Regions from separate parts of the Homo sapiens genome. Here regions 2 and 3 are each linked to region 1. A link is an interaction called in ENCODE POLR2A ChIA-PET data of the cell type or tissue named here. Cell type or tissue: PC-9. All regions are shown on one strand. Each heading gives the region's core, and the rest is flanking DNA. Links, peaks and the distances in the headings are about the cores only. Region 1 overlaps RASGEF1A (RasGEF domain family member 1A). Region 2 holds the start of LOC124902414 (a long non-coding RNA gene). Region 3 overlaps ZNF487 (zinc finger protein 487).

What was found. Peaks named below come from ENCODE experiments on the same cell type or tissue, not always from the same donor. Only the 100,000 strongest peaks of a DNase experiment are listed, where the experiment ranks them.
Region 2: POLR2A ChIA-PET joins it to region 1 with 5 read pairs; 5 of 35 experiments call an interaction of 5 or more read pairs at or near these places.
Region 3: POLR2A ChIA-PET joins it to region 1 with 6 read pairs; 4 of 35 experiments call an interaction of 5 or more read pairs at or near these places.

What each region holds. Positions count from the first base shown.
Region 1 is chr10:43,232,011-43,240,128 of GRCh38, reverse strand. All of the region lies in intron 1 of RASGEF1A (RasGEF domain family member 1A), which reads left to right. It overlaps LOC107984225 (a long non-coding RNA gene), which reads right to left. Exons shown (of 3, transcript XR_007062127.1): 3 at 7,657-8,118. Among named protein-coding and RNA genes, the nearest start is that of RASGEF1A, 31 kb to the left of the region's middle. In PC-9, for the core only: no CTCF peak of the experiment used is centred there; DNase peaks (open chromatin) are centred at 3,991 and 4,943.
Region 2 is chr10:43,328,312-43,336,429 of GRCh38, reverse strand. All of the region lies in intron 2 of LOC105378271 (a long non-coding RNA gene), which reads right to left. It overlaps LOC124902414 (a long non-coding RNA gene), which reads left to right and starts at 22. Exons shown (of 2, transcript XR_007062130.1): 1 at 22-444; 2 at 800-1,916. RefSeq lists an enhancer at 5,737-6,408. In PC-9, for the core only: no CTCF peak of the experiment used is centred there; no DNase peak of the experiment used is centred there.
Region 3 is chr10:43,437,683-43,445,800 of GRCh38, reverse strand. All of the region lies in intron 1 of ZNF487 (zinc finger protein 487), which reads right to left. Among named protein-coding and RNA genes, the nearest start is that of ZNF487, 4.6 kb to the right of the region's middle. In PC-9, for the core only: no CTCF peak of the experiment used is centred there; no DNase peak of the experiment used is centred there.

The sequences.
Region 1 (8,118 bases), core at 1,799-6,798:
TAAGCAGCTGATAACTCTGCCTTAGTCTTCTCTTCCTGCTTGCACAGAGACTCAAAGTCAGCCAGAAGTGAGTGCTTAGGGTTTCCCAAGTACTTTTCTGAGCATGTGCACAGCCCTGAGCATGCACTTGACCTTCTAGATTCTCAGGAATGCACTGCAGTTTTTCAAAACCCCTATGATCATGTCATTACTGAAACTTTCCTTTTAAGCTTTCTGGTTAGTCTATTGCTTGCTTCACTGTTATCTACTGCTTCAGGCATTTGTGAAATTAAATACCAGTAATTGTTTTTGACAATGAACCTTGGGGAATATGATTTTTGTACTTGAGACCTCTGAGTCAGGTCAAATACAGACATCCTTGTAAGTGGGGTCTCCATGGGAACTACTGGACAGGTCAAATAATGACAGTTTTCTGAGAATGAAGCTTTGAAAGAGTTCCATTGCTGTTTTCCCTCCAGGGGCTGCTACGCCAGTGGTTTTCATGATGAATGTGGGGTCCTACTTTTCAAGGCACTTGGGATAGAGAGTCAGGGATGGGACTAGGGCAAGTTCAAGTGCTATAAAATTTGCAATTCTTACTGAGATTCAGTTATGTTTTTTGAATAAATCCTCCTAAGATTTCTGCAAGCGTTTAGTTAATTTTGGAAGTTCTAAAAATGTGGATTCTGACCTTTTTGTTTTTTGCTGGTTTTCTTGTTGCGTTTATGGAAGAGAGGGTTTTTGGAGGTCCTTACTCCACCATTTTCACTACCTGGCTATACTCTATTGAAAGCACTTCTGGGATGTCTCTTTAAACTTACAATGATCATAACCTTTGACCCAGCACATCAAGTATTAGGAGTTCATCTTTTATATGTGGTCACACATTTGAATAAAAACTTTTCATCAATAATGCCCATTGCAGGAGTGTTTTTCGTTGCCAAAGACTGTAAAGCACCTTGGTGTCTTTTGCTAGAGGACCTCTTACATGTGTGGCAGCCCACCTACCCAGTGGAATACCCTGCAGCTGCCACAGAACGTATGGAGTTGCCAGGAGCTGAGGGGCTCTCTCCAGGGAGCTGCAGGTGTCTGGGGCAAGTAAAGAAACTACAGGGCATCATTCCAGGCACCACTGATTAGAATGAATAATACCCCTTCTTCGAGAGCCTGTGATTCTGTGAATGACTAAGAAAGAAACTTCTGGAACATTTGTGTCTGCTCTAGGAACAGACACATGCACAGAAGCACGTGCAGACTTGTGTATTCGTGGGTTGCCTCATTTCCATTTGATATCAGGTCCCTTTCCACCAGCCTAGAGTGTCATCCTCTCTGGCTCATGGGGATGGCAGCTGTGGGCCCTTCCCATGGAAGAGGGGGCAGGACTCCCTGAGATGCATTGCTGCCCACATGCCCTACCAGCCTGACCCTGATATCTTTCAGGGTCCCTCAGTATCCCCACTTGCCCGAATGGCAGTCAGGGGCCCTGCCCATCACAGACAGCCTCTCCCCTGCCCTGCAACATGTTATAGGGACCTGCCAAAAGAGGACCTGGGGAAACCCACGGGACCCTCACAGCACCCTGGTGTCTTTGCAGAGTTGCAGGAGTGTATGTGGACATGGGGCTGGGGCAGTGAACAAGGAGGCTGGGGAACCCAGGCTTTCCCCCACTAAACTTAAATGAAATATAAGTAAACTGTCAAAAACGGTAGTAGTAGAGCTATCTAAAGTACTGCAGTTCGGTGAAGTACACTGAGCAGCTCAAGGGTAGGAAACCAGACAATCTGCGATGGCTAACCCTGCTGAAGGCAGGTCTGACTCTGCGATGGCTAACCCTCCTGAAGACAGGTCTCAATCTGCGATACAACACCCCCGAAGGCAGGTCTCAATCTGCGGCGGCTAACCCTCCTGTAGGCACACATAAACTAGCCACGGCTAACTCCCCTGAAGACCCCTTTAAGTCGACATGGCTAACCCTCCTGAGGGGCAGGTGTTACTCTGTGATGGCAAACCCTCCTGAAGGCAGGTCTCAATCTGCAGCACCCCCCCTCCCTCCGCCCCCCAAAGGCGGGTCTCAATCTATGATGGCTAATCCTCCTGAAGGCGGGTCTCAGGCACACCTGCGTCAGGCCTGGCCGCCTTGGCCTGTGTGGCCCACTCCCCTGATGGGCAGGTGGGCTGTGCTGAGCCCAGATCCCCGCCCACAGGTACAATGGCTGGGTCTCTGTTTGCCTGTGCCTGAGTGTCTGCAGGACAGGGCTCTATTCCCTGTGGGAGAGGAGACATCACATGGCGGTCCTGGGACATTCAGGCAGAGAAGCTCTGTGGTCTATGTGCTGGGGCCATGCTGGGATGGTCCCTGGGACTTCTATGGGGCTGGGTGTCGTGGGATCCCTGAGGAGTAGCAGCTGAGTTTGGGGAGAGCGGAGCCAGCTAGGCATCCTGGCATGAGTGCGTTCAGGCCTGGGCTTGGTTGGAACCCACGCCGTGCGTTAGCCTGGTGCCTCTGATGAGCACAGCAGGGACTGGAGGGAGGAGGCAGAATTGGCTGCAAAATAGCAGATGCAGCTGCTCTTTCTAGAAATGTAGGTAAGAAGAAAAGAGAGGTTGGGAGGCAGCTCAGGAGGAGCCGGGGTCAGGAGGACTGTGTCTGTGGTCTGGAGAGGGCAGAGGCTGAGGGGAAATGGAGGTGGGGGGGAGGGGAGGGGAGGAGGGGGAGAGTGGGAGTTAGGGGCACAACAGTGGGGTCAGGGATCAGCTCCGGGGCCTGGGCCCATGATGGCCAGGGGCTCCATTGGAGGGCAGGTGAAGCAGGAGAACAGACTAGGAGCCTCCGGGGTCGGGGAGGAGTGAAGGTACTGGCCAAGGATGGGTGGAAACCAAGGACCCAGGGAGACAGAAGCCTCTCTCCTTGACTGGTGCCTCCAATTTCCATAGAGCAGGCTGGCCCCAAGACCCCCTCACAAGGCCACACTGGCCCTGAGATCCTCTATAAGGCTAGGCTGGTTATGAGACCCCCAACAAGGCTAGGCTTGTCACAAGATTCCCTGCAAGGTTAGCCTGGTCCCAAGACCCTCTATAAGGCCAGGCTGGTCCTGAGATACCCTACAATGTTAGACTGGTCCTGAGACTCCCCACAAGGCCACGCTGGTCCTAAGACCCCCTACAAGGCCAGCCTGGTCTTAAGACCCTCACAAGGTTAGGCTGGCCCTGAGACCCTCCCACAAGGCCAGGCTGGCCCTGAGACCCCCCTATGGTCCTAAGCATCCCCCCCTTGTCCCCTACACACCAGGTGATCTCAGGTGTGAGCTCTCAGGCAGGGTCTCCTCTGAGTCTCTCTTCTCCAGGAGCCTGTGAAGGGCTCCGAGGGAGGGGCGAGCCCTGAGTGGGCCACTGCTGCTCCAGCCTTAACTTTGCACAGTCTTAGTGGGAGCAGGGATGCCTCATGTCCTGGTTTTAGAAGATGAGCACGTACTGTGTTATGCTGTGATGAAGCCATTCATAGTAATTGGAGAGAACTTGGGAAGCACTTGATAAGGCTAAATGGAGAGAAGAGGAGGAGGGAGGGCGCGAGAGACGGAGAGAAGGTGTATGCTGGCCAGTGGAGGAAGGCACCCTGATTAGACTTTTGGTATGTGGATGCTTGTCTGTTTTATAGGCGCAGGTGCAGACATGCACACATGCATAGGCCTGCATACTCGTAATGCATGCATGCAACTATGTACACACACCCATGCCTATGCACACATGCAGAAAGCACACATGTGCATACGCACACCTGCTCAGGCACACATGTACACTCAAGCACATGTATACATGCGCACACAAGGTCACACAAACACACATGGATGCGCGGTGCCCTAGACGATGCCTGCTGCCATGTCTTTGCTCCAGGGAGGTGCTTGGGGATACCTGCTGTCCATTTCTCTCCTTTTCCTGCCAGTGACCCTGGCTTTTCCCTGACGCTTAAGCTCACACTCTATATTACCTTTAACATTATTTTTGCAGATTTCACAGGTGCCAAGTGATGACTCAAGGCTTTAACTTGCAAGCTTTTTGTCACCATGAAGTAGTTTGCTTCTGGCTGGGTCTGCCCTATTTCCATGTGCTGTCCCTCTTCTCTCTTTCTCATTGGGGTGTCAGGGGTATTATCTGTGTCTCACTTTGTGCAGGTCTCTGCTCAGGTGATGGGGTGGGTATCCAGAGCCTTGTGATGGGAGGGGTCCCTGTTGGTCATCATCTGCTTCATCTCGGGGAAGTGACTTCCCGGGCCCTGTCTTGGCCCTCAACCCGTCCTGCCTGTGTGGCTGCAGCCTCCTCCCTTGTTGGGTCCCATTGTGCTGGGCATGATGCTGTGTCCCCATCCCATGCCTTGTGTCCCCCCGATCCCTGGATGCGTTCTCCACTGTCCCCTGTGCATGTGGCAGGCTGGCACTCAGTGTGGTGGGCTCTCTTCCCCTGGACCAGAGGCCCTGCATCCCAAGCCGAGTTTTAACTGGTGCCGCCTCCCTGAGCACTGAGTCCCACACACCAATGGGGGCAGGAAGGATCTCTGAGGATGGCGCCTTGGCACTGCCTTTTTAGCAAGCTCCTGGGCAGTGTGGTCAGGTTTGAGAGCCCCATCTGGAGGAAGCCTCCCAGCCTGGCATTCCTGCCTTCCCCACACTGCTGCATTGTTGAAACCCTGGATTCTCTGAGTGTGGCTGAGGAGGGGTGGCCAAGGCGCATGGACACAGGACCCCAGGAAGAGCCTCAGGAAAGACTCATGGACCCCAGGAGGCAGAATAGGATGTGGAAGGGCTAAATACACCATGGTATCTTGATGAGCTTCTCAAAGATGTGGAGGCTCTGACTCAGACGACTGGGGAGAGGTGTGCCTGACGCTGTGGCCGGTGGGCTCCTGCCCAGGTATGCTGGTGCCTGGAAGGATGTTGCCTTGCGCATCAGAAAGCTCAGCTGACTCCCATTCACCCCCTCCTTCACGCTTTATGCCTAAAGCCATGAGTGATTCAGTGCATGGAATATTATTCTCCAAAAGGGAGCACTAATGGTATGGCCTGAGGGAAATTCTGGAAGGCTTAGGGGTTCCCCACTGACCCAAGGGACAGGGTTGGCTGCCAGACAACCTTCCCTGGAGCCTGTGGGTGTGTTTAGGTGTGGTTTTGATTAGGGCCATCAGTGGCCTCTGCCCAGGGGTACTGACCAGCCTTGGAGGAGCCTGGAGGGGCCTCTCTGCAGACCGTGGCTGTGTGTGCAGGAGGCTTGAGTCTGGCAGACAGCGTGAGCCCTCGGACCCCTGAGGAGGCAGGGGCTGTCTGAGGAGCCTCTGGAGCTCACTGAGGGCTTGGTTCATTTTGCTTCGTGTTTTGCCAGCACCCTTGTGAATTGGCATCTCGGGCCCCACTTCATGCCCTGGAGAGGATAGAGAGGTATGCGCCATCACCTTCAGGGTTTGGACCCGAAACTCTTGGACTGTGTGGTGTGGCCCAGTAATGAGGTGGCATCAGCAGGGCAGGGTGGGGGGCCAGGGCCTTTCTGTCCCTTGACCCTCCTCCTGGAACCCAAGGCCTTGTGGGCTGAGCCTCATCAGGGCCTCTGTAGCACCGGCGTGGTCCTCATCAGCCCCCTGTGGGGCACTGGGCTCCTGCTTCTCTGTTCTGCAAGGTCTGTCACCTGCCTCAGGCCACCTTCCATCCTCCAAAACCAGTGGATGCCTCTCACTTGCCATTGCTTGACCCTGTAGGCTGTGCCTTTTAGAAGAGGGAGCAGGGTTTGCCCCAACTCTGCCTTTGTTCTTGGGGGGATGAGCGGAGGGAGGCTCAGGTCCCTTCCTCCACATCCCTTCTTCCCTCAGGCGTGGCCACAGCAGACCTAGATAGGCCCTGAGGTGCCGACAGCTTCTACCTGTCCTGGCCCAGATGTTCTCTCTTATTTTTCTCTCCTTCAGTTTTCTTCATGTGATTGAAGTGTAACACACACAGAAACATGCCTGAGCCAGAGCCACAGTGTACACTTGGTGATTTTTCATGGGGTGACTCCGCAGGGACACCCAGATCCAGCCCCTTCCAGCCCCTTCCCCAGGGCAGCACCCCAGACCTCTGGGGGTGAGGGTGCCCTCCCCGGCCCTGAGCTGGCTCCACGTGGGGCCAACCTTAGATGCTCTTTGTGCCTGGTGTCCTTGACTCCCTGCCCTTGCCTGTGGTTGTCTGGGTGGGTTATCCTCGGCCTGGAGCGTTCCATTGAGTGACACATGCCACAGCTCGGTGGAAACCCAGTCCCCTGTGGGGGATGCTTGGTTCATTTTCAGTTCGAAGCCCTTGTGAGTAGGGCTGCTGCAGACACTCCTGCGTGTGTCCTTTGGTGTGAGTCTCTAGTGTTTCTGCACAGCCTCCATCCAGGATGGAATTTCTGGGCCTGGTGTGGTCGGTGTTCATAGGCATGATCGGGCTGTTTTCCCGCCTGGCTGCACCAGCTGACCCTGCCGCGCCGCCAGCAGCTGAGAATTTGGGTTGTGCTATCTCGTCAGCACGTGGCATTTTCTGCCTTTTGATGGTAGCCTTGCTGCTGGGTGTGCAGGGTGCCACACCGCAGTTTAGTGCCTTTCCCAGATGAGTCATGGAGCTGGGTGCTCTCTTAGGCCTATCACCCCTTGGATAGCCTTCTTTCAGTGAAATATGTCTTCAAGTCTTTTGCCCATTTGTAAAAAATTGAGTCTTCTGACTTTTTTATTTACATGAGTTCTTTATATATTTTGGATATGAGTCCTGTGCTGGATATATACAACCATATCCTTATTCACACTTGTGTCTCTGTATCTGTCTACACACACACACACACGCACACACACACGTGCACACACATAGGTTCTGAGTGCCTCTGTGCATAGACATGTTACAGTCATTGGGATGTAGCAGTCAACAAAACAAAGATCCTGCCCTCATGGAGCTCACATTCTCAGGAGAGCAGACGAATGAACCAGAAGGTGGAAAGGCTCTGCTGGACCCAGTAACCTTAAGGAAAACCATTCCATGGCAGGACAATGCTGGGGCAGAGGATGGCATTGCAGCTGTGTTAGTGAGAAGGTGGCCTGTCGGGGTGGGGGGCCACAGACACTGCAGAGCACATTGCACGCAGGGGGAGGGTGGGCAGGGCCTGTCGAGGCTGAGCAGGGAGCATTGAGGTCCCTGATGGGGCTATTCGTTAGGACTCTGCCTTCATCGAGATTGAGGTGGGAGTCACGGAGCTTCTGACTCAGGTTCTAAGAGATCCCCCCCGGCTGCTGTGTGGAGACAGCAAGGGTGGACTCTGAGAGGGAGCCTTTGCGAGTGTAGTAGTCTGTTCTCACACTGCTATAAAGAAGGGCCTTGGCCGGGCACGGTGGCTCATGCCTGTAATCCCAGCACTTTGGGAAGCTGAAGTGGGCAGATCACTTGGGTCAGGAAGTTTGAGATCAGCCTGGCCAACACGGTGAAACCCTGTCTCTACTAAAAATACAAAAATTAGCTGGGCATGGTGGCGTGCACCTGTAATCCCAGCTACTTGAGAGGCTGAGGCAAGAGAATCGCTTAAACCCAGAAGGTGGAGGTTGCAGTGAGCTGAGATCATGTCACTGCACTCCAGCCTGGGTGATAGAGGGAGACTCCATCTCCAAAAAAAAAAAAAAAAAAGCCGGAGACTGGGTAATTTATAAAGAAAAGAGGTTTAATTAGATCATGGCTCTGCAAACTTTACAGGAATCATGGCAGCATTTGCTTCTGGGAAGGCCTCAGGGAGCTTTCACTCATAGTGGAAGGCAGAGTTGGAGCAGGTGTCTCACATGGCAGGAGCAAGAGAGAGAAGGGGGAGGTGCCCCACACTTTCAAACAGTCAGATCCCTCCAGAACTCACTCACTCACTAACAGGAGAATAGCACCGAGGGGATGGTGCTAACCCATTCATGAGAACTCCGCCCCCATGATCCAATCGCCTCCAACCTCCAACACTGGGGATTACAATTGAACATGAGATTTGGGTGGGGACACAAACCCAAATCATATCAGCGGGAGTCCAGCCTCCTGTCCTGTGACCCTCAACCCAGAATCTTGACAGCTTGCCTGCTCTAGGCTCTGCCATCCTCAGAGCAGGCTCTGTTGCTCTGGTCAG
Region 2 (8,118 bases), core at 1,033-6,032, 97 kb before region 1:
AGCATCACGGGCTAACTTTTTCTATTTTTTGTAGAGATGGGGGTCTCACTATGTTGCCCAGGCTGCTGTGAGAACACTCTTCTAAGATACAGGATATAACATCCTAGAAAGAGCCCAGGAGGTGGGGCCAACATGCTGCCTGTGTAGCCCCTGGAGGCTTGGAGAAAGCATGGCCCTCTCTAAGCAGAGGTGCCAACATTGCTGTGGCAGCCAGGGACATCCGACCTTCCCAGAGCTGTGGAGGTGGCGAATTGAGCAGGTTATTCCTGTGGCCAAGGAGGAGAACAGCCCACAAAGTCATTGCTTAATCTACACAACCAAAAGAAATCCAAGATGGGAGATGGAGGCTGAGGGCAGCTACCCCAGTGAAAAACTTCAGACCAGACCCCAGTGCCTGAAGGAGAGGCTGGGTTTCCAGGAGGAACAACTCCTTCACGGCAGTGAGTGAGTGGTCATGATTCCTCAGTTCTTCCCCAGTGGCACTTATGGCTATTTACTAGAGTTGCCACATACTAGGTAAAGAGGAATTTAAACATTTCAAGTGCTGCTAGACACAGAATCCATCTTGGCATTGATACCCAGGGACCCAAAGCCTTATTGTGGTCCCCTGGTAGTGTTGGGGCTATATGAGAGTTAGGCAATAGAGTTTTGACCCAGGCCCAACTCACTGTAGGTCCACTGCATTCAGGAATCCACCCAGAGGTCCCTTTCCCAGGTTCTATGCATGATTCAATAGACGTATCTGGTGTTTTGAGAGCAGCCACATTGATTTCTTTTTTTTCTTTTCTTTTTTTTTTAGACGGAGTTTCATACTTGTTGCCCAGGCTGGAGTGCAATGGCACAATCTTGGCTCACCACAAACTCTGCCTCCCAGATTCAAGTGAGCTCTGTCACCCACGCTAGAGTGCAGTGGCATGATCGTAGCGTACTGCAACCTCCACCTCCTGGGCGCAAGAAATGCTCCCACCTCAGCCTCCTGAGTAGCTGGGACTACAGGTGTGCACCACCACGCCCGGCTACACCACGCCTGGTCTTGAATTCCTGGGCTCAAGGAGTCCTCTTGCCTCAGGCTACCAAAGTGCTGGGATTATAGGTGACAGCCACCGCACTCGGCCAAAATTGGAAGAATATATATATATATATACCCGGTGAAATAATCACCACAATCAAAAAAATGACTACATCCATCACTGAAAACTTTCCTTATGCCCTTCTGTGATCCTTTTCTCCCTCCCCCAAGGACCCCTTGGAGAGGCAAGGCAATGCCACAGGCAAGCACTGATCTGCTTTCTGTTTGATTCATTTGCGATTTCTAGAATTTTATATAGATGGAATCATACAATGTGTACTCTTTTGTCTGGCTTCTTTCCATTAGCATAATTATTTTGAGATTTATCTGTAGTGATGTGAATATCAATAGTTTATTATTATTTTTTCTTTTTTTCTTTTTTAGACAGGGTCTTGCTCTGTCACCCAGGTTGGAGTGCAGTTCATTCTTTTAAAATTGCTAAACAGTATTCCATAGCATGGATGTGCCATAATTTATGCATTCTTCTTTTTTTTTTTTTTTTGCCCCCGAGATGGAGTCTTGCTCTGTTGCCCAGTGGCTCTATCTCAGCTCACTGCAACCTCCGCCTCCCGGGTTTAATCGATACTCCTGCCTCAGCCTCCCGAGTAGCTGGGATTACAGGCACATGCCACCATGTGCCGCTAATTTTTGTATTTTTAGTAGAGGTGGAGTTTCACCATGTTGGCCAGACTGGTCTTGAACTCCTGACCTCATGATCCGCCCACCTCAGCCTCCCAAAGTGCTGGGACTACAGGGATGAGCCACTGTGCCTGGCTGCATTCTTCTGTTGATGGACACTTGGGTTGTTTCCAGTTTCTAACTATTACCAATAAAGTGTCTATACATATTACTGTGCAGGTCTTGTGTGGACTATGTTTTCATGAAACCTGGGTAAATCCCTACGAGTGAAGTGACTGAGTCATATGGCAGGTTTAACTTTTTTATTTTTGGAAACAGGGTCTTGCAGGCCAGGCGCGTGGCTCACGCCTGTAATCCCAGCACTTTGGGAGGCTGAGGTGGGTGGATCACCTGAGGTCAAGAGTTCAAGACTAGCCTGCCAACATGGTGAAACCCCATCTCTACTAAAATACAAAAATTAGCACATTGTGGTGGCACGTACCTGTAATCCTAGTTACTTGGGAGGCTGAGACAGGAGAATCGCTTGAACCTGGGAGGTGGAAGTTGCAGTGAGTGGAGATTGTGCCACTGCACTCCAGCCTGGTTGACAGAGCCTGGGTGACATGGCAAAACAGGGTCTCGCCATGTTACCCAGGCTAGTCTCTAACTCCTGGGCTGGGCTCAAGCCATCCACCCTCCTCCACCTCCCAAAGCCCAAAGTATTAGGTGTGAGCCACCATCCCTGGCTGTATGCTTAACTTCATAAGAACCTGCCAAACTGTCTTCCGAAATGGTTGTGCCATTTCACATTCCCACCAGCAGTGCATGAATGTCCCAGTTTCTTCACACCCTCACTACCACTTGCCATGGTGAGTCTCTTTGGTTGTAGCCATCCTAGTGGGTGTGTCGCGGTGTCTCTTCATGGTTTCAATGAGTGTTTCCCTAATGACTAATGATGTTGAGCATCTTTTCCTGTGCTTATTTGCCATCAGCTTATCTTCTTTGCTGAGGTGATTCTCCAAATCTTTTATCCATTTTATTTATTTATTTATTTATTTTTGAGACAGAGTCTTGCTTTGTCACCCAGGCTGGAGTGCATCGTCGCAATCTCAGCTCACTGCAACCTCTGCCTCCCGGGTTCAAGCAATTCTCCTGCCTCAGCTTCCCAAGTAGCTGGGATCACAGTTGCGTGCCACCACACCCGGTTAATTTTTGTATTTTTAGTAGAGATGGGGTTTCACCATGTTGGTCAGGCTGGTCTCGAACTCCTGACCTTGTGATCTGCCTGCCTTGGCATCCCAAAGTGCTGGGATTACAGGCGTGAGCCACCGTGCCCGGCCTACCCATTTTTTTTTAAAAAAAAAACAGAAACAAAAATGCTACAGCGCAAGTGGCTGTTCACAGCCTTCCCTTTCCTTTGTGTCATGAGGAGGTGCGAGTGTTTGGCTGCTCCTTATGGGGCCTTTGCTGTGGGAGTGGGCAGAGATGGGAAGAGCCCAGGCTGATCCATGTTAGAACAGACCTGGGAGTTTTTGCCGGAAATCCAGCAGTCCTGTTGGAGGGGATGGGAGGGGAGAGGAAGAGAAGGCTGGAAGCTTAGGGGGAGAGAAGCAGATGGGGAGAGGGGAGGAGATACTGGAGGATCTGCTTTAAAGCGCAGCTTTGGTCGGGGGTGGGAAGGACGACATCAGGAAGTTTTGCTTTGCATCATGAGATGGGAGCCTACTCTCCACAGTCCTCCCAAGAAAACTTGAAGCAAAGCTCTCCATGACTGCTCAGGGTTTTGGACCTGCGTTACTTTTGGCTATGTCACTACATTGAGATGACATGGAGAAGGGTGGGGGTGGTTTTATCTGGGTGTTACATAAACACTGAGCAGTTGTAGCTTTATTTGTGGTGCTGGCCTTCATGGACCACTGCCTGAGATAGCAACAGAAGTACAGCGGTGGAGAGGAGTGGGTGGAGAAGCATTTTAAAAATAATATATGTTAAGAATTTTAAAATTTGGGCCAGGTGCAGTGGCTCATGCCTGTAATCCCAGCACTTTGGTAGGCCAAGGCTGGCGGATCACTTGAGGTCAGGAGTTCAAGACCGGCCTGGCCAACATGTTGAAACCCCATCTCTACTAAAAATACAAAAATTAGCCGGGTGTGGTGGTGCGTGCCTGTAATCCCAGCTACATGGGATGCTGAGACAGAAGAATTGCTTGAACCTGGGAGGGAGAGGTTGCAGTAAGCCGAGATCAGGCTATTGCACTCCAACCTGGGTGACAGAGTGAGACTCTGTCTCAAAAAAAAAAAGAGGATAAATTTCGAAATGATTATAAACCCACAGGAAGTTGCAAAAAAAAAAAAAAGTTCGAGGAAGTTTCGTGTACGTTTCACCCAGTTTCCCCCAATGATAACATCTTCTCTAACTATGGTTTAATATCAAAGCCAGGACGCTGATGTTGATACAGTCCTCAGAGCTTGTTTGTACTTCATCAGTGTCACATGCACTCACTTGTGTGTGTTGTATGTATGCGTGTGAATAGTTCAATGCAATTTTATCACATGTGTAGGTTCGTGTAACCAGCACCACAATCAAGATACAGAATAATTATCACCACAGAAGTCCTTCATGCTAACCCTTTACCTATGTCCGCCCCCTCCTCCTCTGCCCCTAAACCCTGGCAACTGCTAATCTGATTTTCATCTGTCTATTTTGTCATTTCAAAAATGTTATATAAATGGAATCACACAGTATATGGCCTTTTGAACTGGCTCTTTTTCACTGAGCGTAATTTGCTTGAGATCCATCCAAGTTGTTGAATATATCAATTGTCGGTTCCTTTTTATTGCTGAGTAGTATTACATGGTATGGGGGTATCAAAGTTTCTTTAACCATTCACCCATTGAAGAGCATTTGTGTTTTTTCCAGTTTTTGGCAATTGTGAATAATGCTGCTGTGGACATTTGTGGCCAGGTGTTGGTGTGAACAGTTTTCATTTCTCTGTGATAAATGTGAGTGTGGTTTCTGGGTTTTATGGCCAGTATATATTTAGTTTTATAAGAGACTACCGGCTGGGCATGGTGGCTCACACCTGTAATCCCAGCACTTTGGGAGGCTGAAGCGGGAGGATCACCTGAGTTCAGGAGTTCAAGACCAGCCTGGCTAACATGGTAAAACCCCGTTTCTACTAAAAATACAAAAAATTAGCCAGGCATGATGGTGCGCACCTGTAATCCCAGCTACTCAGGAGGCTGAGGCAGGAGAATTGCTTGAACCCAGGAGGCGGAGGTTGCAGTGAGCCGAGATCTCACCATTGCACTCCAGCCTGGGCAACAAGAGCAAAACTCCATCTTAAAAAAAAAAAAAAAGAAAGAAAAAAAGAAAGAAACTACCAAGCTATTTTCCAGGGTGCCTGTACCATTTTACATTATTTTTTTTGTGAGATGGAGTCTTGCTCTGTTGCCCAGGATGGAGTGCAGTGGCCTGATCTTGGCTCACTGCAACCACCACCTCCCAGGTTCAAGCCATTCTCCTGCCTCAGACTCCTGAGTAGCTGGGATTACAGGTGCCCGCCACCACTCCTGGCTAATTTTTAAATATTTTTAGTAGAGATAGGGTTTCATCATGTTGGCCAGGCTGGTCTCAAACTCCTGACCTCAAGTAATCCACCTGCCTCTGTCTCCCAAAATGCTGGGATTACAGGCATGAGCCACCGTGCCTGGCCACATTCCTAACAGTAATGTGTGGTCTAGTTTTTCTGCATCCTCACTATCATTTGGTGTTATCACTATTTTTTTTTCTTTCTTTTTTTTTTTTTTTGAGGCAGGGTTTTGCTGTGTCACCCAGGCTGGAGTGCAGTGGCATAATCTCGGCTCAATGCAGCCTCGATCTCCTGGGCTCAAGCGATCCTCCCACCTCAGTCTCCCAAATAGCTGGGACTACAGGTGTGAGCCATCATGCCCAGCTAATTATTTTTTGTAGAGATTGGGTCTCACTATGTTGCCCAGGCTAGTCTTGAACTCCTGGGCTCAGGCAGTCTTTCCCCCTCAGCCTTCCAAAGTGCTGAAACTGCAGGTGTGGGACACTACACCAAGCCACTGTTCTCTTTTTTTTTTTTTTTTTTTTTTTTTAGTATTTATTGATCATTCTTGGGTGTTTCTCAGAGAGGGGGATGTGGCAGGGTCATAGGATAATAGTGGAGAGAAGGTCAGCAGATAAACACGAGAACAAAGGTCTCTGGTTTTCCTAGGCAGAGGTCCCTGCGGCCTTCGGCCGTGTTTGTGTCCCTGGGTACTTGAGATTAGGGAGTGGTGATGACTCTTAACGAGCATGCTGCCTTCAAGCATCTGTTTAACAAAGCACATCTTGCACCACCCTTAATCCATTTAACCCTGAGTTGACATAGCACATGTTTCAGAGAGCACGGGGTTGGGGGTAAGGTTATAAATTAACAGCATCCCAAGGCAGAAGAATTTTTCTTAGTACAGAACAAAATGGAGTCTCCTATGTCTACTTCTTTCTACACAGACACAGTAACAATCTGATCTCTCTTTCTTTTCCCCACATTTCCCCCTTTTCTTTACGACAAAACCACCATCATCATCATGGCCCGTTCTCGATGGTTGCTGTCTCTTCCGAGCTGTTGGGTACACTTCCCAGATGGGGTGGCCTGGCAGAGGTGCTCCCCACCTCCCAGACGATGGGCGGCTGGGCAGAGGCGCTCCCCACCTCCCAGACGGGGCGGCCGGGCAGAGGTGCTCCTCACCTCCCAGATGGGGTGGCCGGGCATAGACGCCCCTCACCTCCCAGATGGGGCGGCCAGGCAGAGGCACCCACTTCCCAGATGGGGCAGCCGGGCAGAGGTGCTCCCCACCTCCCAGACGAAGGGCGGCCGGGCAGAGGCGCTCCTCACTTCCCAGGCGGGGCGGCCAGGCAGAGGCGCTCCTCACCTTCCAGATGGGGTGGCCGGGCAGAGATGCCCCTCACCTCCCAGACGGGGCGGCCGGGCAGAGGCGATCCTCACTTCCCAGATGATGGGCGGTCAGGCAGAGGTGCTCCTCGCTTCCCAGATGGGGCGGCCGGGCATAGGTGCTCCTCACTTCCCAGACAGGGCGGTCAGGTAGAGGCACTCCTCGCTTCCCAGACGGGGCAGCCGGGCAGAGGGGCTCCTCACATCCCAGACAGGGTGGTGGCCTGGCAGAGACACTCCTCACCTCACAGACGGGGTGGCAGCCGGGCAGAGGCGCTCCTCACTTCCCAGACGGGGCAGCCGGGCAGAGGTGCTCCTCACTTCACAGACGGGGTGGCCGGGCATAGGCGCTCCTCACATCCCAGAGGAGGCCGGCGGGCAGAGGCGCTCCTCACATCCCAAACGATGGGCGGCCAGGCAGAGACGCTCCTCACTTCCCAGACGGGGTGGCGGCCAGGCAGAGGCACTCCTCACTTCCCAAACGGGGCGGCCGGGCAGAGGGGCTCCCCACATCCCAGACGATGGGCAGCCAGGCAGAGACGCTCCCCACTTCCCAGATGGGGTGGCGGCCAGGCAGAGGCAGTAATCGTAGCACTTTGGGAGGCCAAGGCAGGCAGCTGGAAGGTGGAGGTTGCAGCGAACCGAGATCACACCACTGCACTCCAGCCTGGGCAACACTGAGCATTGAGTGAGCGAGACTCCGTCTGCAATCCCAGCACCCTGGGAGGCCGAGGCAGGCAGACTACTTGAGGTCAGGAGCCGGAGACCAGCCCGGTCAACAGGGGAAACCCTGTCTCCTCCAAAAATACAAAAACCAGTCAGGCGCGGCGGCGCTCGCCCACAATCCCAGGCACTCGGCAGGCCGAGGCAGGAGAACCACGGGAGCCCGGGGCAGGGAGGCTGCAGCTAGCTGAGACCACGGCAGTATAGTCCAGCCTCAGCAACAGAGGGAGACCAGAGGGAGAGGGAGAGGGAGAGGCCACTGTTCTTTATTTTAGTCACTGTGATAGGTGTATAGTGATTGTGGGTTTATTTGAGTTTCTCTAATAGCTAATCATGTTGAGCATCATTTAATAAGCTTATTTGCGAATGTATACCCTTTTTGGTGAAATATATATTTATGTCTTTTGCTCACATATGAATTGGATTTTTAAAAATTGGGTTGTTTGTCTTCTTATTATTGAGTTATGGGAGTTCTTTATGTATTCCAGATTCATGTTTTTTGTTGGATATATATTTCGCAAATATTTTTCACAGTATATAGCTCCCTTTTTCTTTCTAACAGTCTTTTGTAGAGCCAAAGTTTTAATTTTGAGAAAGTTCAATTTATTGATTTGTTGCCTTCATGGATTATGCTGTTTGTGTCTTATCTAAGTAATCTTTGCCAAACCAAAGGTTGTTAAGATGTTCTCCTATGCCTTCTTTAAGGAATTTGTGTGAATTACACATTAATCACCCTAAGAGTTCAGCT
Region 3 (8,118 bases), core at 1,755-6,754, 210 kb before region 1:
CAGAGACCTTTGTTCACATGTTTATCTGCTGAACTTCTCTCCTCTATTGTCCTATGACCCTGCCAAATCCCCCCTCGGAGAAACACCCAAGAATGATCAATAAATACTAAAAAAAAATTAAAACAAAATAAAATAAAATTTTTGAGGATCAAAAAAAAAAAAAGAAAATGTCATAATTCATGGCCCATTGGGTAAAGTACTCAGGAAGATCTAGCCTTAGCAGTGGGGAATAATTTGCCCCAGAATGAACAATGCCCTGGACCTGCCTAATAATCCTGAAAAGACAAAAACCAAAGAGAACAAACTGTTTTCAGGTAACTTAACTATATCCCAGAATAAAGCTCAAGAAGATTCACAGGAATACAAAAATATCCTGCATCCAAAAAGTAAAATTCACAATGCCTAACATCCAATAAGATACCAGGCATGCAAACAGGCAAGAAAACATGACCTACAATGAGAATTACAGTATAGGAAAGATATAAAAACATCCAGTCAAAATTCTGAAAGTGGGCCAGTTGTGGTGATTCACACCTATAATCCCAGCACTTTGGAAGGCTGAGGTGAGAAAATTGCTTGAGCCCAGGAATTCAAGACCAGCCTGCACAACCTAGTAAGATCTCGTCTCTAAAGAAAAAAAAAAAAATTCTGAAAATGAAAACCACGTTTGAGATGAAAAATACACTGAATGAAATGAACAGCAGATTAGACATTACAGAAGAAAAGATTACTGAACTTAAAGGCAACTAAGTTCATTTCTGAAAAAAAAATCCAAAACAATGAAAAGAACATCACTGAGCTGTGTCATGATTTAAAGCAGCCTAAGATATACATAACTGGAAGGAGGATGGGGGGTTGTTGGCATAAAAAATATTCAAAGAGATGATGGCCTAAATCTTTCTACCCTTACAATAAAAACCCATAAATCTAAGGCCAGCTGCAGTGGCTCACACCTGTAATCCCAGCACTGCCTGGGAGGCCGAGGCAGGAGGATCACTTCAGCTCTGGAGTTCAAGACCAGCTTGGGCAACATGGTGAAACCCCATCTCTACCAAAAACATAAAAAAATTAGCCTGGAGTGGTGTGCGCCTGTGGTCCCAGCCACTTGGGATGCTGAGATGAGAGGCTGACCTGAGCCCGGAGGCAGAGGTTGCAGTGAGCTGAGATCATGCCACTCCAGCCTGGGTGACAGAGTGAAACCTAATCTCAAAAACAAACAAACAAACAAAAAACGAACAACCTGTAAACCTATAATTCCAAGAAGCTCAATGAAACCTAAACAAAGGAAAGCCACCACGCCCGGCAACAAAAATGTCTTTCAAAAATGAAAGCAACACTTCCAGTTCAGGGTACTGCTTCATACTCCTCCCATTAAGTAAAGCTCAATACCCTGAAATTATATATAAATAAACATGATATGGACTGAAAGGTAGAAAATAGCAGACCAGCACGGGATCTTGGAACTCAAAGAACGACACAGTGCTGGGTTCACTGGGTATTCTTTTTGCCTCATATATCCCAGACTAGATGTTACAGAAGCCAGCAATCTGAAAACATCAATGGGTACAGATTTTAAAAGCCTAAGAAAATCTGTCGCTTTCTAGCCAAAGGACAAGGAGAGAAGGAGCTTTGTTAGAAAACTTTTAGGAGCCGGGCGCGGTGGCTCACGCCTGTAATCTCAGCACTTTGGGAGGCCGAGGCAGGCGGATCACGAGGTCAGGAGATGGAGACCATCCTGGCTAACATGGTGAAAACCCCATCTCTACTAAAAATACAAAAAATTAGCCAGGTGTGGTGGTGCACACCTGCAGTCCCAGTTACTCAGGAGGCTGAGGCAGAGGAATCGCTTGAACCCGGGAGGCAGAGGTTGCAGTGAGCCAAGATCACGCCATTGCACTCCAGCCTGGGTGACAGAGAGAGACTGTGTCTACAAAAAAAAAAAAAAAATTCAAGCAATATACAAAAAGACAACTCCTCCACTAGGTGCAGTGGTTCGTGTCTGTACTCCCAACACTTTGGGAGGCTGAGTTGGGGGGAATTGCTTGAGGCTAGGAGTTTGAGACCACCCTAGGTGACATAGTGAGACCTCCATCTCTACAAAAAAAATTGATTAAAACAAAAAAAACGGGCCGGGCATGGTGGCTCACTCCTGTAATCCCAGCACTTTGGGAGGCTGAGGCAGGTGGATTACCTGAGGTCAGGAGTTCGAGACCAGCCTGGCCAACATGGTGACACCTCATCTCTACTAAAAATACAAAAATTAGCTGGGTGCGGTGGCATGTGCCTGTAATCCCAGCTACTTGGGAGGCTGAGGCAGGAGAATCTCTTGAACCCGGTAGGGGGAGGTTTCAGTGAGCCGTGATTGCTCCATTGCACTCCAGCCTGGGTGACAGAGCAAGACTCCATCTCAAAAAAAAAAAAACAAAAACAAAAACTAGGCCCAGCAGGATAGCTCAGGCCTGTCATCCCAGCACTTTGGAAGGCCAAGGTGGGTGGATCACCTGAGGTCAGGAGTTCGAGACCAGCCTGGCTAACATGGTGAAACCTCGTCTCTCCTAAAAATTATAAAAATTAGCCAGGCGTGGTGGCGGGTGCCTGTAATCCCAGCTACTCGGGAGGCTGAGGCAGGAGAATTGCTTGAATCCAGGAGGCAGAGGTTGCAGTGAGCAGAGATCATGCCATTGCACTCCAGCCTGAGCGACAAGAGCAAAACTCTGTCTCAAAAAAAAAAAAAAAAAAGCTAGAACGAGTAAGTTTAGAAAGGTCATAGAACATAAGCTCAACTAAAAAATCAACTGTATTTCTATATATTAGCAATAAAACATGGACACCTAAATTAAATTAAAAATAAAATACCATTTGTAATAATTGAAAAAATTACTAAGCTATAAATTTAAAAAATACTTTAAATTGCTAATCTCTGTATCATTCCAATTTTAGTATATGTGCTGTCGAAGCAAGCACACTTAGCTATAAATCTAACAAACACATATCAGACTTGTACGCTGAACACAACTTGTACCCTGAATACTACAAAATGCTTATAAAATAATTCCAGGGCTGGGCGCGGTGTCTCACGCCTGTAATCCCAGCATTTTGGGAGGCTAAGGCGGGTGGATCACGAGGTCAGGAGTTCAAGACCAGCCTGGCCAAGATGGTGAAACCCCATCTCTACTAAAAATACAAAAAATTAGCCAGGCGCAGTGGCAGGCGCCTGTAGTCCCAGCTACTCAGGAGGCTGAGGAAGGAGAATCATTTCAACCCGGAGGGTGGAGGTTGCAGTGAGCCGAGATCGTGCCACTGCACTCCAGCCTGGGTGACAGAGTGAAACTCCGTCTCAAAAAAATAAATAAATAAATAAATAAATAAATTCAGGAAAATCTAAGCAAATGAAGAGACGTACTATGTTAATGGATTAAAAGACTCAATAGAATAAAGACGTCAGTGCTCTCCAAAATTCCAAAACAATATATAAATTGAACATTTTTCCTATCAAATTCACAGCAAGAGTTTTTTTCTTTGTTTTTTTTTTGTTGTTGTTGTTGTTGTTGTTGTTGTTGTTTTAGAGACAGGGTCTCCCTCTGTAGACCAGGCTAGGGTACAGTGTTAGTGGTGTTACTATAGCTCACTATAACCTCAAACGTCTGAGCTCAAGCAAACCTTACACCGCAGTGTCCCAAGTAGCTAGGACTACAGTACAGGCATGTGCCATCACATCCAGCTAAATTTAAAATTTTTTTTCGTACAGACAGGGTTAGCTACATTGGCCAGACTGGTCTTGAACTCCTGACTTTGATTTTCCCGCCTCTACCTCCCAAAGCACTCAGATTACAGGCATAAGCCTACATGGCCAACCACAGCAAGATATTTTATAAACAACCTTATTCTAAAATTTATATGTAAAGACAGGGGAAGGCTGGGCATGGTGGCTCACGCCTGTAATCCCAGAACTTTGGGAGGCCAACGCGGGTGGATCACTTGAGGTCAGGAGTTCAAGACATGCCTGGCCAACATGGTGAAACCCCGTCTCAACTAGAAATACAAAAATCAGCCAAGCACAGTGGCATGCACCTATAATCCAAGGTACTCAGGAGGCTGAGGCAGGAGAATCACTTGAACCCAGGAGGCAGACGTTGCAGTGAGCCGAGATCGCACCACTGCAACTCCCGCCTGGGTGACAGAGAGACCCTGACTAGCTGGGGCAACATGGCAAAACCCTGTCTCTACAAAAATTGGCCAGGCGCGGTGGCTCATGCCTGTAATCCCAGAACTTTAGGAGGCCGAGGTGGGTGGATCACCTGAGGTCAGGAGTTCGAGACCAACCTGACCAACAAGGTGAAACCCCGTCTCTACTAAAAATACAAAAAATTAGCCGGGCCCGGTGGCAGGTGTCTGTAGTCCCAGCTAGTCGGGAGGCTGAGACAGGAGAATTGCTGGAACCCGGGAGGCGGAAGTTGCAGTGAGCCGAGATCGTGCCACTGCACTCCAGCCTGGGCGAAGGAGTGAGACTCCGTCTCAAAAAAAAAGGCAAAGCGGTCTGGTGCAGTGGCTCATGTCTATACTCCCAGCACTTTGGGAGGCCAAGCCAAGTGGATCACTTGAGGTTAGGAGTTTGAAAGCAGCCTGGCTCATGCCTGTAATACCTGCACTTTGAGAGGCTGAGGTGGAAGGATTGCTTAAGCCCACGAGTTCAAGACCAGCCTGGGCAATACAGGGAGACCCTGTCTCCACCAAAAAAAAAAAAAAAAAAAAAAAAAAAAAAAAAATTTAACCAGGTGTGGTAGCATTTACCTGTGGTCCTAGCTACTTGGGAGGCTAAGGTGGGAGGATTTCTGGAGCCAAGAAGATCGAGGCTACAGTGAACTATGATCACACAACTGCACTCCAGCCTAGGCAACACAGTGACTCTCTCAAAAACAAACAACAAAAAAAAAGTCCAAGGTTATGCAAAACTACTCAATATGTCTTTTTTTGGGATACAAACAATTTTAGTCAAATTATAAAGAAAAGCAAGTTAAGTGACAAGCATAAAGTTGAAGACAGTGGTTACCCTAGGGCAAAGGAGGGAGCCATGAGGCGGAACTACACAAAGGACCACAAATATGAGGGTAGTCTTCTGTTTCTTTTTTTCTTTTTTTTTTTTGAGACAGAGTCTCACTCTGTTGCCCAGGCTGGAGTGCAGTGGCGCAATCTCAGCTCACTGCTGCCTCTGCCTCCCAGATTCAAGAGATTCTCCCACATCAGCCTCCCAAGTAGCTGGGACTACAGGTAAGCATTACCATGCCGGGCTAATTTTTGTATTTTTTGGTACAGATAGGGTTTTACCATGTTGAACAGGCTGGTCTCAAACTGCTGATCTCAGGTGATCCTACCACTTCGGACTCCCAAAGTGCTGGGATTATAGGTGTGAGCCACTGTGCCCGTCCTTAAACTCCTTTGATTAAAAATATAGGCAGGGCACAGTGGTTCACACCTGTAATCCCAGCACTTTGGGAGGCCGAGGCGGGCGTATTACCTGAGGCCAGGAGTTTGAGATCAGCCTGGCCAACATGCCAAAAGCCCGTCTCTACTAAAAATATAAAAAATTAGCCAGGCATGGTGGCGGGCACCTGTAATCCTAGCTACTCGGGAGGCTGAGGCAGGAGAATTGCTTGAGCCGGGCAGGCAGAGGCTGCAGTTAGCTGAGATCTCTCCACTGCACTCCAGCCTGGGCAACATGAGTGAAACTTCGCCTCAAAAAAAAAAATATATATATATATAAAACAAAACTTACCAATTAACCTTTTTAAAGTGTACAGTTCAGTCTTAAGTAGATTCACATTGTTGTGAAACAGATCTCTAGAACATTTTCATCTTGCAAATCTGAAACTCTGTACCCATTAAACAACTTCCCATTCCTCCTTACCGCAGCCTCTAGCAACCACCATTCTACTTTTCTGTTTACATGAATTTGACTACTTCAGATTCTCATATAAGTGGGGATCATACAATATTTGTCCATTACTGGTTTACTTCACTTAACATAATATCGTCAACATTCATCCATGTTGCAGCATATGACATTTTCTTTTTTATTTTCACTTATTTATTTATTTTTGAGATGGAGTCTCACTCTGTCACCCAGGCTAGAGTGTAGTGGTGCCATCTCGGCTCACTGCAACCTCCACCTCCCAGGTTCAAGCAATTCTCCCTGCCTCAGCTTCCTGAGTAGTTGGGATTACAGGCGCCCACCACCATGCCCAGCTAATTTTTGTATTTTTAGTAGAGACAGGGTTTCACCATGTTGGCCAGGCTGGTCTTGAACTCCTGACCTTAGGTGATCTGCCCTCCTCGGCCTCCCCAAGTGCTGGGATTACAGGCGTTAGCCACCGCACCCGGCCATCTTATTTTTATTTTTTGAAGAGATGGAGTCTTGCTCTGTCACTCAGGGTGGAGTACAGCAGTGCAATCATGGCTCACTGAAGCCTCAACCTCCTAGGCACATGTAATCCTCCGACTTCAGCTTCCAGAGTAGCTAGGACTACAGGCACATGCCACAATGCCCAGCTGATTTTTTTTTGAGACGGAATCTCGTTCTGTCACCCAGGCTGGAGTGCAGTGGCGTGATCTCGGCTCACTGCAACCTCGGCCTCCCGGATTCAAGCAATTCTTCTGCCTCAGCCTCTCAAGTAGCTGGGATTACAGGCATGTGCCACCATGCCCGGCTAATATTTTTGTACTTTTAGTAGAGACAAGGTTTCACCATATTGGCCAGGCTGGTCTCAAACTCCTGACCCTCTGATCCACCCACCTCGACCTCCCAAAGTGCTGGGACTACAGGCGTGAGACACCGCGCCCGGCCTGCCCAGCTAATTTTTGTATTCTTTATTTTATTTTATTTTTTGTGGAAACAGGATCTCGCTATGTTGCTCAGGCTGGTCTGGAACTCCTGGACTCAAGCAATCCTCCCACCTTGGCCTCCCAAAGTGCTGGGATTACCAGCATGAGCCGCTGCATCCAGCCAAGATTTTCTTCCTAAGGCTGAATGATATTCTATTGTATATGACACATTTTGTTTATCCATCTATCAATGGACACTGGGGTTACCTCTCCCTTTTGACTATTGCAAATAATGCTGCTATGAACATGACTGTACAAGTAACTGAGTCCCCGCTTTCATTTCTCTTGGATTCAGACCCAGAAGTGGTACTGCTGGATCATATGGCAATTCTATTTGTTAATTTTTTGAGGGAACTGCCATACTGTTTTCCATAGCTGCTGTACCATTTTACATTCTTACCAACAATACACAAGGGTATATTTCTTAATATATGGGGGCTGGGTGCAGTGGCTCACGCCTGTAATCCCAGCACTTTGGGGGGCTGAGGCAGGTGGATCACCTGAGGTCAATAATTCGAGACCAGCCTGGCCAACAAGGCAAAACCCTGTCTCTACTAAAAATACAAAAATTAGCCGGGTGTGGTGGCACGTGCCTGTAACCCTCGTCACTTGGGAGGCTGAGGCAGGAGAATTGCTTGAAGCCAGGAGGTGGAGGTTTCAGTGAGCCAAAATCACGCCACTGCACTCCAGCCTGGGCGACAGAGGGAGACTCCACCTCAAAATATATATATATATGGAACCTAAGACAAAAGCCTGCACTCACCCCTAATCTGCTAAATTCAAGTTCTCTCCATGATGAGGTTTCAAAAGGAATTAGTGCAAAATGTATTTAAGGATATGACCAGAAAGGAGAAAGAAAAAACAAATGGCTATTACACACACAGCAGAAAAGTAACACTAGGAGGCAAAGGAACTCAATGAAGAAATATTTCGGTGGCAGGCGGTGGTTCAGCCTGTAATCCCCGCACTTTGGAAAGCTAAAGCAGGAGAATCACTTGAGCCCAGGAGTTCAAGACCAGCCTGAGCAACATAGTGATACCCCTGTTTCTATTTATAAATAAATAAATAAATAAATATTTCCAACCAAAGAATACAAACTTAGTAAAGCTAATGAAGGAAGAACACAGTGAAGAGCTGCCGATGTAAGAGAAAAAAAGAAAATTTCCGGAGGAAAAAAGTTCAAAGATTTGCAACTATTTCCTCAGAAGGAACTGGGAAAAGGGAGTTTTGAGTAATAAG